2 separate regions of the Homo sapiens genome follow, and region 1 is linked to region 2. A link is a contact called in ENCODE Hi-C or POLR2A ChIA-PET data. All regions are on one chromosome and are shown on one strand. Each heading gives the region's core, a stretch centred on a gene start or an enhancer-like site at or near the end of the contact. The rest is flanking DNA. Distances are from core to core; before and after follow the strand shown.

Region 1 (5,409 bases), core at 2,115-4,614, 47 kb after region 2:
GCCTTGAGTCACTTTACTCACAGAAATTCGGTCTTCCTGAGGCACTGCTGACTGCTTTCAGGGAACTTGATGGTCACAAGATTTTCCCACAAAGATTGTTACCATGGGGTGCTTTCCATCTGTTATTAACCTCAGGTTTCTCCAGCAAAGTCAGCATATCCTGGGAACACAGACTCCTCCCGTCCACTTTTGTTGCCTGCTTTCAGTAACCAAAAGCTGTTTCTCAAACGGCATGTTATAGAACTCAGACTAGGACTGTGCAGCTTATTTTTCACATGGCGGGGACGGGGGAAGTGGTTCTAGCTAACAGCTCTGGTAATGCTTGAAGTCCCACTCTTGGGGAATGAAGGGGAGAAAGATAGATGATGAGTTATTTTCTGTCTCCTGAATCCATCCTTCTCTTCCTTCCTCTTCTCCCTCCTTTCCTTCTCAAACATATATTTACTGCTGAGTACACAACAGGCACTGTGCTAGGCACCATGTGATTTGAGTCTGACATTATCACCTGCCCTCAAGGAGGTTAAAATCTAGTGGGGAGGAAGCAATGATATCAAGCATGATGGAAGCGTAAGGATGCTTTGAGACACGGAGGCAGACAGCTGCATCTGATGGGAAGGTGTCAGAGACAGCTTGGAGGTGGAGCACCTTGAGCTGAGTCTGGAGGAACATAATGGAGTCAAGAAGAATGGGAGGAACCGGGAGAGGTATTCCTGCTGGAGAGGACAGCGTGGGCACTGGCTGGGAGCATGAAACAGCGTGAATCACTGGGAGGCTGACTGTAGTTCATCATGTCTAGGTTTGGTGCTCAGGACTGAACTCAGGCCCTATCTTCTCCCTGAAGCCTGCAGCAGGTGCCCCACCCCATCAAGTTCCAGCCCCCACCGCCCCCCAGCTCCACCTACTGACAGTCGCTTGTTTCCCTTCTGTTCTTTCTCTTAGGAATTTTTTTGGTGTGAAGTCTTCCTTTCCCAGTCTTAGAGAGGGTCCCAAGAGGCCAATGCTTCTCCCACCCAGTGCTCAGAGCTCTTATTCCACCATGGGGATGTCTTGCCCGATTCTGAGTGGGTACAGTGTTCACCGAGGAGGCAGGCTGAGGCAGTTGGTAGCAGCACTGAATCCCACCCCAGCCCATTGGGTTTTCAGTCTGAGGGGCTTCTCCAGTGTGTGCCTGAGCCTGGCTGACACCTGGGCCAGTACGCAGGTGAACATTCTTCTGGGAGGGGAACTGAAAGCCTGTTGTAGCCAGTTTCTCAGTGATCCTGATCTCCTGGTTTTCAGGCCCTTGAATGGTCTCCTGCCACATTGCATCAGGGTCGGTCTGCATGGCCCACAAGTACAGCAGAAGTGATGGCATATGCCTTCGAGGCTAGCTTAAGAAAGACACGGTGATTAGCCTGCATTAGTTTCTGCCTTGGGCTGCTCACTATGGAAGCCAGCTGCTGTGTTGTAAGGATGTTCACGCAGCCCTCTCAGAGGTCCCAGAGGTGAGGAACTGACGCCTCCTGCCAACAGCCATGTGAGGACCCATCTTGGACGTGAATCCTCCCGCCTCATATCAAGCCCTCACGTGACAGCAGCTCTGCTTAATATCTTGACCGCAACCTCATGAGAGACCCTGAACCAGAACAACTCACCTTAGTCGCGTCCAAATTCCTGACTCTAAGTTACCATTAGAGATGACACACGTTTTGCTGTTGAGGCTGCTGTTTCAGGGCAATTTGTTACATAGCAATAGATAACTCATGCAAAGCACTTGGCAACTCTAAGTGGTTTTTCCCACTGCGTGTTTGGGGAGGCTTCTGGACTGGGGTTTTGCCTCCTCTGCCAGACAGGAAATATTAGGGTTCCCAAAAGATCACAGCAGCTCACTCAACAGCTCCTTCCCTCGCTCCTTCTCTCTTCCCAGCAAATTGAAGGTACTTCCCTTTAAGCAACCAAAATCCAACAACAGATGCTTCAACAATAGATGCAAAAAGAAATCTGAATTGGGGGAGGGTGAGAAAAGAAAAATAAGAAAAAAGGGAAGAAAAAGATCCATCCCTGTGAGGTCTGAGAATAAAAGAAGGAAAAGGAAAAGAAAAAAAAAAAAAAAGAAATCACCAGTGAACCCCTACCTGGCTAAAACAGAGTTTTCTCCTCATCTCCACCCCCAGAGGTCTCCAGTCAGGGAGGTGACTGGCCTTGGGCACTGGTACATTCCCAAACACTATGTAAACAAGCCCCATCAGACCCTTCCAGCCTCCGAAGCTGTCATTGCCTCCCTTTTGCTAAGTTGGTATTTAAACCTTTACCTCTGGCTGTACAGCAAGGTACTTATTACCGAGTGCTCCCACATATGAATAGACCTCGTCTTTTTTCCCGTTCGTATGTCTATTGTGAGTCATTTCACAAACCCCCTCCTCAAACCTAAGTTGGTAGAGGAAAAGACTTTTCTCCCAGCACCCTCAAGTCAAAGAAATTCCCAGGGGCTGTCAAGTGAGAAGTTCTGGAGCCCACTGCACTGAGTATTCTCTCTGGTCAAAATGAACTTTCCTAAGAACAACCACCTCCAATAGGGGAGATGCTGCAGGGACCCCAGATACACCCACCACACCCAGATACAAATGGCCAGAGGCCCTTGGAAACACAGCTCCTGGACCTTAGGTCATAGCTGAGGCACCCTCTGACATACACAACGCTGCATCATCGCCTGGTCTGCAGCAGCTTCTTTTTGGGTTTTGGCTTCTTTAACAAACACTTAGTGCTTGCTATGAGTCAGGCTCTCTTCTAAGTATGTTAGAAATATGAAGTCATTTAATCCTCACAACAACCTGCCTAGGAAGGTATTTTTACAGATAAGGATCCTGGGGCACAGAGAGGTGAAACAATTTGCCCAAGGCCACACAGTGCATGAGTGGCAGGGCCAGCCTGGCTCCATGCTCTGCCCTGAGATGAGAATGGACCCAGGGTCCATTTAGTGAGCATTCTGTGCCACCAGGGCACTGTTTCTTGGCCAGCACTCCTGGGGCTGGACAGGGTTGTGTATGTTGGTTTGGGCTGGGGGGAATCCAGGGGTCCATGTCCAAGCAGGGCATCAGCTCTTGAGGAAGCAAGGCCATGGCCTTACTAGAGAGAACTTCGTCTTCCAGGGCCAATCTCCACAGTCAGCTGAGGGTCTGCCTGAGCCCTGCCCAGGGTAGGAGGGGCTCTTGTGCGCAGGCTCATACCTGCTTCCTCACCCCTGCCAGGTTTGCCCCTATGTTTCCCACCTTCCTGGACCAGTGCCCCTCAACTAAGGGCAGTTTTGTCCCCCAGAAGACATCTGACAATGTCTAAAGGCATTTTTGATAGTCATGACTAGAAGGCTGCTACTGGCATCTAGTGAACAGAGGCCGGAGATGCTGCGAAACAGCCTACAATGCACAGAACAAAGCCTCACCACAAAGAATGGTCTGTCAGTAGTGCGGCGGTGAGAAGCCATGATCTAGGCCCACCTCACGGCATCCTTAAGGCTGAGAACCCCTCCCGTGTGATCTGTGTCTTGTTACAGCAGGGGTCCAGCGTCCTTGGAGGGCCACACCCATCCTCACTTTGGCGTCTCCCAGAGGCTACAACAGAAAGTGAAGGACTCAGTTTGTACTGCAGCCTCAAGTTCTTGGAAATAAAATAAGGATGTTGAGGTCCTGGTAAATGTGGTGGCCATTATTTTGCATCAGGCTCTGTGCTGAGCACTTTATATATTTTATCTTATGTCATTCTCATAAGCCAGTCTGTGATGCTATTATTATCCTTCTTTTATAGATTGGGAAACTGAGGCTTTAAAAAAGTAGCTTGCTCAAGGTCACACAGCTAATAAACCTGGTGACAGTCTGCTTTCTAGCCTAACCAGGCCCTGGTATACATACTTAGGAAAGTAAACATGGTAAATGCCCAGGGAGAGCCCACTCTTGGCCTGGCTTATGTCCTCCCCTGGGATCAGCACCCCTCACTCCACAGCACAGTTGCAGCTGAAGCTCTCAGGGCCAGCTAATTCTCTTCCCCTCTCTGGTTCTTACAGAAGGAAGGGGAAGAGTACAGAGAAGCAAGAGTAGGGTTAATTTTTGTGCAGGGACAGTTAAGACAGAGAGGAAGGGGCAGGGAAGAGATGGACAAGGGAGGGAGGCCTGGGAGCTTTTTATTATTTATTATAGCAGGGGAAAGAATGGGAGGTTTGTTTCTAAGCCATAAATACTCTCCTTTGATCCCTGTGTCTATCAGAGATAAATTAGTCACTCTTAGGCCTCAGAAATTAATGACTGTCCTAATGATCACCCTAAGTGACCTTGCAGCATTCCTAATTCTCACCACTCCCTGCAAAGTAGCTGTGTCAGGGTTTGGCAAGGTTTGGGGATGAGGCAGGACTGAGCGGGATGAAGGTGTAATTTCATTCCTCAGCCCCAGCCTCACTTTGCAGAGATGAAATTGGCCTCTACTCCTAAGGCCAGAGAACAGTCAGAACCAGATCCCAACTTCTGGGCTCTGCCCTCCCTGGCTTTGCTTCAAGCACAGGGATGGGGAGCACTGCGTAAGGAAGCTTCAGGGCCCTGTGGAATTCTGACCTGGGAGAGGGTGGATCCCCTAGGGGTGTGCAGGCCTGCGAGGGGCACCTGAAAGCAAGAGGGCATTTGGATCAGGTTAACATCTGACCTCTCAGCAGGCCCTGCCCATTCAGACTGGGGAAGAGCTTTGAAGTTTCCTTTGTGTGATGTTTTCATGGCCCTGATCCTACTGTACTGGAATTAGCCCGAGGCCCTGCCCCTTCCCTGGAGATTTGTTCCCCAACTGCAAAAGTCTTAGAAAAATACCGCAAGCTCCACCCACCATCCCCACACCACTGAATGCTTTTTCCTTAGGCTAAAATACCAGGGAGGAAAAGGCCTCAGAACCCCCACCAGGAGACATTCTGTGCGTGTTTACAGTTTCTCAAGTGGAAAGCAAGGACCCCTGGAACCAGATCTGAGGGCAGGTGCTTCCCAGATAAGCATGTTATGGGGTGGGGAGGATGGAGTAAGGGAGGGAGAAGCAAGATTGTCCCTGGAGGCTTCCCAAGCCACGGGCCAGGTCCAGAACAGCAAGGCTGTGGGTTCTGGCCAGAGAGAAGAGGAAGCTGGTGAAGCCAGGCCTTCCGGCCGTGCTCAGTGAGCAAACCATTGTGCCTAGTGTGGCCAAATATCCATCTCGGGGATCTCTCTCTGAGCACCAATGGCTTCTCCTATACTATTGCTCAAGTCCACCATAAAAGCAGTGTTTAAAAACGAAGGGAGAGGAAGACAAAAGAGAGGAAAGCGGAGAGAGAAACGGGAGGAGACGGAGAGAAGCAAGGAATCCCAAACTAGACTGCTAGATTCTGCTAGATTCGGCTTTTCAGAGTAAAGACTCTGAGCAATAGTG
Region 2 (5,406 bases), core at 2,439-4,938:
TGTAGCTGGGACCACAGGCACACGCCACCACACTTGGATAATTTTTAACATTTTTTGTAGTGATGGAGGTCTCACTATGTCGCCTAGGCTGGTCTTGAACTCCTGGGCTCAAGTGATCCTCCCGCCTTAGTCTCCTGAGTAGCTGGGACCACCGGCACACACCACCACACTTGGATAATTTTTAACATTTTTTGTAGTGATGGGGATCTCACTATGTTGCCTAGGCTGGTCTTGAACCCCTGGGCTCAAGTGATCCTCCCTCCTCAGCCTCCCAAAATGCTGGGATTACAGGTGTGAACCATCGCACCTGGGTTGGAAGCTTATACGCTCTCTTCATATGGGAGAGTGAGGGGTAACGTGGGCAACTTGGAGAGTAAATGATTTTGATTTGGGGGGAAGAAGAATAGATGACAGCCTGTGACAAAGTCTGTCTGGGCATGGTGTCAACCTTGTCTCTTCTGTGGTGTTGTTAATCTTCCCTGGTTGATGAGATCCCCAGGAGGTGACTAATGACAACTGAATTTCTTTTTTGAGGATATACCTTTAGACAGATGAGGGAACTTCAGAAAAAGTCCGTGTCTGTACTTCGGGGAAGAAAGAGGGGTGAGAGGCAGGAGAGCAGAAGAAGGTCAGAGAGGCCTTGCTTCCTCTTTAGTTCAAAGCACTCAGCATGCCAAAGCACCATACTTTGGGGTATGATTTTCTGTTTTTTGTTTTTTTGTTCTTTTTGTTTTTTGTTTTTTGTTTTCAGACAGAGTTTCACTCTTGTTGCCCAGGCTGTAGTGCAGTGGCACAATCTTGGCTCACTGCAATCTCCGCCTCCTGGGTTCAAGTGATTCTCCTGCCTCAGCCTCCCAAGTAGCTGGGATTACAGGTGCATGACACCACACCCAGCTAACTTTGTATTTTTAGCAGAGACGGGGTTTCAACATGTTGGCCAGACTGGTCTTGAACTCCTGACATCAGGTGATCTGCCCGCCTCAGACTCCCAAAGTGCTGGGATTACAGGCGTGAGCCACTGCTCCTGGCTGGGTTATGATTTTCTTTCTTTTTTTTTTTAAGGGACAGTCTCACTCTGTCGCCCAGGCTGGAGTGCAGTGGTGCGATCTTGGCTCACTGCAAGCTCTGCCTCCTGGATTCACGCCGTTCTCCTGCCTCAGCCTCCCGAGTAGCTGGGACTACAGGCGCCTGCCACCACGCCTGGCTAATTTTTGTATTTTTAGTAGAGACAGGGTTTCACTGTGTTAGCCAGGATGGTCTCGATCTCCTGACCTCGTGATCTGCTCACCTCAGCCTCCCAAAGTGCTGGGATTACAGGTGTGAGCCACTGCGCCCAGCTGGGGTATGATTTTCTGAGCCCCAATAACACTGTGCTAGGCTTTGGGTGGTTGGCGAAAAGTCAGCAGATAGGACTCTGCCCACAGGTCTTCCCTGTCTGAGGTGGTGGCCGAGACATGTGTACAGAAGCAGGCCTGTCCCTAACATTTATGGAGCCAGCATGAGAGTATCAGTGTAAGCTTGCTATTACATATTGAAATATTTATTTTTAATTAAAAATTTTTTTAACCTTCCCTCTTTTTCTGCCTCATTTACATTTTTTTGAGACAAAGTCTCACTCTGTCACCCAGGCTGGAGTGCAGTGGCGCAATCTCAGCTCACTGCAGGCCCAACCTCCCTGGGCTCAAGCAATCCTCCTAATTTAGTCTCTCAGGTAGCTGGGACTATAGGTGTGTGCCACCATGCCTGGCTATTTTTTTTTTTTTCTATATTTTGTAGAGATGGGGTTTCATCATGTTTCCCAGGCAGTTCTCAAACTCCTGGGCTCAAGCAATTCACCTGCCTCTGCCTCCCAAAGTGCTGGGATTACGGGTGTGAGCCGCCGCACCTGGCCTTAATATTTTTAAATATTTAAGTGTATACACTTTTAAATATTTAAAAGGTATAACTCAAGCTAAGAAACTGATGACTTAAAACAAAAAAACTGTTGACTAAAATATTATCTATTCTCTCCCCTTTATATATATAACTTCATAATGAATTAAGAAAGCCAGGTTTGAATGTAGAACTCTTTCTGATTTCTTGGCATTCTGTGCTTGGATATGGCTGTGGCAGGCAGCTTCTAAGATGACATGCAGTGATTCCCACCTTTGACATTTACATCCTTATGTAATCCCCTCCTCTTGAGTGTGGGCAAGACCCATGAGCTGCTTCTAACCTACAGAATACGGCAAAGGTAATGGGATGTTCCATTCATGATTAGGTGATATAAGACAGTGGCTTCTCTCTTGCTAGCAGATGCCCACTCTTCCTGGCTTTGATGAAGCAAGTTGCCTTGTTCCAGGGATCCATATTACTAATGAATGAGGGCAGCCTCCAGCCAATAGCCAGCAGGGAACTGAGGCCCTCAGTCCAGCAACCCTCAAGGAACTGAAATGCTGCTAACGACCACATGGATGTAGAAGCAGATCCTTCCCCAATCAAGCCTTGAGATGAGACTGCAGCCCCAGACAACACCTCCTGAGAGACTCTGAAACAGAGAGCCTGGCTAAGCCCTGCCCATATTCCTAACTCACAGAAACTGTGAGATAATACATATGTGCCATTTTAAGCTGTAAGTTGGTGGTCATTTGTTACGCAACAATAGGTAACTAATATAATGGCACTGCTGGAAAAGTGGCCCCCAGTTAGTGGCCCAGCCATCTTCTCTTCCTACCTGCTCTTCATCCTGAACCTGGAAGGGCCTCAAGTCCATCTCTGTGGACACCCCAGCTCTCATGTCAGTTCTGCCCACCCCCCACTCCACACTCCTGGACATAGGCCTAGAGGGTGCATGCATTTGGCAAGTGCTACCTATGAGCCCAGTGTTGCTCTTGGGAAGGTGGGCCAGGGGACAAACCCCAGCAAGCCCTGGGAATAGCTCAGGGACATTAGTGCAGGGAATTCTAGGGTCGCAGGTACCCATAGCATTCTAGAGGAGGGGCTTCAGGTCCTCGGCCCTCCACAGACTCTCCACCCGACTGGTAAGGGTGGAGCAAGGCCCTCTAGAGCACAGGGCCGAGGCCAGGAACCCCTCACCCATGGAGGCCAGCGCTGCACTCAAGGAGCACTGGCTGAGGGCCAGGTGATGGGACCAGACCCAGAGGGCTGCCTGACGAGGGCCAGAGGGCAGTGCTGCAGCACACCTGAGAGGAATCTTTACCGGGAACTGCGGGTGGAGCTGGGCCAGGAATGTGGGAGGGCTAAAGCACCAGCAATGGGAGGACCTCCAGCAGGACAGCCCTAGTCACTGGCTTCCAACAACGTAGTTTCTTTAGGGTGGAGAGGAGCTGGGGCTATTGAGTCATAGTGCATTTGTTCAAGCCCCGCCTCTGCACACTGGTACATGACTCTAGTCAAATTACCTAAACTCTGAGTCTCAGTTTCCTTCTCTGTAAAATGAGGATAATAATAGAACTTATGCCATAGGTTTGTGGAGAGGATTAGTGCATGTGAAATGCCTGATAAGTGTAATGAATATTGGCTGTTATTAAGGAAACTGAGGCTCAAAGCAGATGAAGGGTGATCTTTCTGTTCCCCAGTGCTGCTTGCCTTACCTAATATGTCAGAGGGTGACACGAGGAGGGGAGCATTCAGTTCTAGGATACGCATTGTCTCTACAAGCATTTATGGAAACTTTCAGACCATGACGCTAACTCATGCCATCCTTCCTCAGACTCCCCTAGAGCTGGCGTGACACAGTAGGAGGTGCTGCCTGAGTGTGCAGAGTGCGCCTTCACAGTGCCTGTCCAGGAGGACTGAGTTCACTGGGTGAGCACCTCAGTCCCTGGTCCCTGTTGCCTCATCTGTGAAACAAAGGGGTTACCAGTGTAACGCTAAGCATAGACCACAGACTATAGCCTCATCTTTTGGTGCACCTGAAGGAAGTTAGAAATGCAAATCTCAGCCATCCCCCTCCAACTCCCCTCACACAGACTTACTAAGTCAGAATCTCTGGAACAAGGATCTGAGAGCTTGCATTTCTCTTTTCTTTTCTTTTTTTTGTGAGATGGAGTCTCGCTCTGTTGCCCAGGCTGGAGTGCAGTGGCGTGATCTCAGCTCACTGCAACCTCCGCCTCCCGGGTTCAAGCGATTCTTTTGCCTCAGTCTCCCGAGTAGCTGGGACTACAGGCATGCAGCACCATGCCTGGCTAATTTTTGTATTATTAGTAGAGACAGAGTTTCACCATATTGGCCAGGCTGGTCTCTTTTTTTGTTTGTTTTTTTGAGACAGAGTCTGTTGTCCAGGCTAGAGTGCAGTGGTGTGATCCCAGCTTACTGCAACCTCCACCTCCCAGGTTCAAGTGATTCTCCTGCCTCAGCCTCCTGAGTGGTTGGGACTACAGGCACCCGCCATCACGCCTGGTTAATTGTATTTTTTTTTTTTTTTTTTTTTAGATGGAGTCTCGCTCTGTCACCCAGGCTGGAGTGCAGTGGCACAATCTGGGCTCACTGCAACCTCCGCCTCCCGGGTTCACGCCATTCTCCTGCCTCAGCCTCCTGAGTAGCTGGGACTACAGGTGCCCACCACCATGCCCGGTTAATTTTTTGTATTTTTAGTAGAGACAGCGTTTCACCGTGTTAGCCAGGATGGTCTCGATCTCCTGACCTTGTGATCTGCCCGCCTCGGTCTCCCAAAGTGCTGGGATTACAGGCGTGAGCCACCGTGCCTAGCCAATTTTTGTATTCTTAATAGAGACAGGGTTTCACCATGTTGGCCAGACTGGTCTTGAACTCCTGACCTTAAGTGATCTGCCCACCTCAGGCTCCCAAAGTGCTGGGATTATAGGCGTGAGCCACCACGCCCGGCAGAGTTTGCATTTCTAACATGCTCTCCAGGTACTTTTTTTGCTTGCTGAAGTGGAGAACCTCTGGGTTCTGACAGTGGACTGTCAGAGGTCTTCACAGACTTGAGTCCACAGATGCCTTCAGGTGCCAATTCAGAGGCCTCACGGTTGGGCTTCCTGGGTCCCCACCCTGGGTCAGTGCAGGACTCAACCAGAGCAACTCCCCTGGGGTTCTAAGAAAATGAATGTTCTCCTTCTCACTCATTAGAGGTTAGAAACTGCTGGGCTGGGGTCAGGGCCACTTTTGTAATTTGTGGGGTCCAGTGCAAAATGAAACTGCAGGGCCCCTTATTCAAAAAACAGGAGGAAAGCTTTTTTCCTTTCTTCTGTGGTCTTCCATGTCACAGCGGTTTTTAATTTGTGATTTAATGTCATGCACCCTTCAGGCATGGGGATATAGGCAAGGCGAGTACAGACCCTCACCAGCTTCCGGACCTTCCTGAGGAAGCTGCAGTTTACAGGGAAACCTCTGAGCTCTTTTTGGAGCAAAACTGACTGCAGCTGGCAGCACGCAGTTACTTAG

The links. A loop is a pair of places that touch in the nucleus more often than their neighbours do. ChIA-PET counts read pairs that join two places held with the same protein, here RNA polymerase II (POLR2A). Pooled maps may share reads with other maps.
Region 1: a loop to region 2 is called in a map of Caco-2, with 7 times the contacts of the local background. The contact joins two enhancer-like sites. A Hi-C loop is called at or near these places in 3 of 168 maps with a recorded cell type or tissue (Caco-2, endothelial cell of hepatic sinusoid and ovary), 9 of 37 single-sample maps with no recorded cell type and 4 of 50 pooled maps. POLR2A ChIA-PET finds 5 or more read pairs at or near these places in 6 of 52 experiments (Caco-2, GM10248, GM12878 and 3 more).

What each region holds. Positions count from the first base shown.
Region 1 is chr2:62,406,852-62,412,260 of GRCh38, forward strand. No RefSeq gene overlaps it. Among named protein-coding and RNA genes, the nearest start is that of TMEM17, 97 kb to the right of the region's middle. RefSeq lists enhancers at 1,257-1,306, 2,782-2,871, 3,112-3,191, 4,123-4,882, 5,154-5,343. Within about 2 kb of position 3,365, at least 26 of the 41 ENCODE cell types and tissues checked have a DNase peak (open chromatin) inside an H3K27ac peak, as active enhancers do; they include GM12878, where a contact is called at or near this core.
Region 2 is chr2:62,359,528-62,364,933 of GRCh38, forward strand. No RefSeq gene overlaps it. Among named protein-coding and RNA genes, the nearest start is that of TMEM17, 140 kb to the right of the region's middle. RefSeq lists enhancers at 2,614-3,114, 3,115-3,615. Within about 2 kb of position 3,689, at least 2 of the 41 ENCODE cell types and tissues checked have a DNase peak (open chromatin) inside an H3K27ac peak, as active enhancers do; they include GM12878, where a contact is called at or near this core.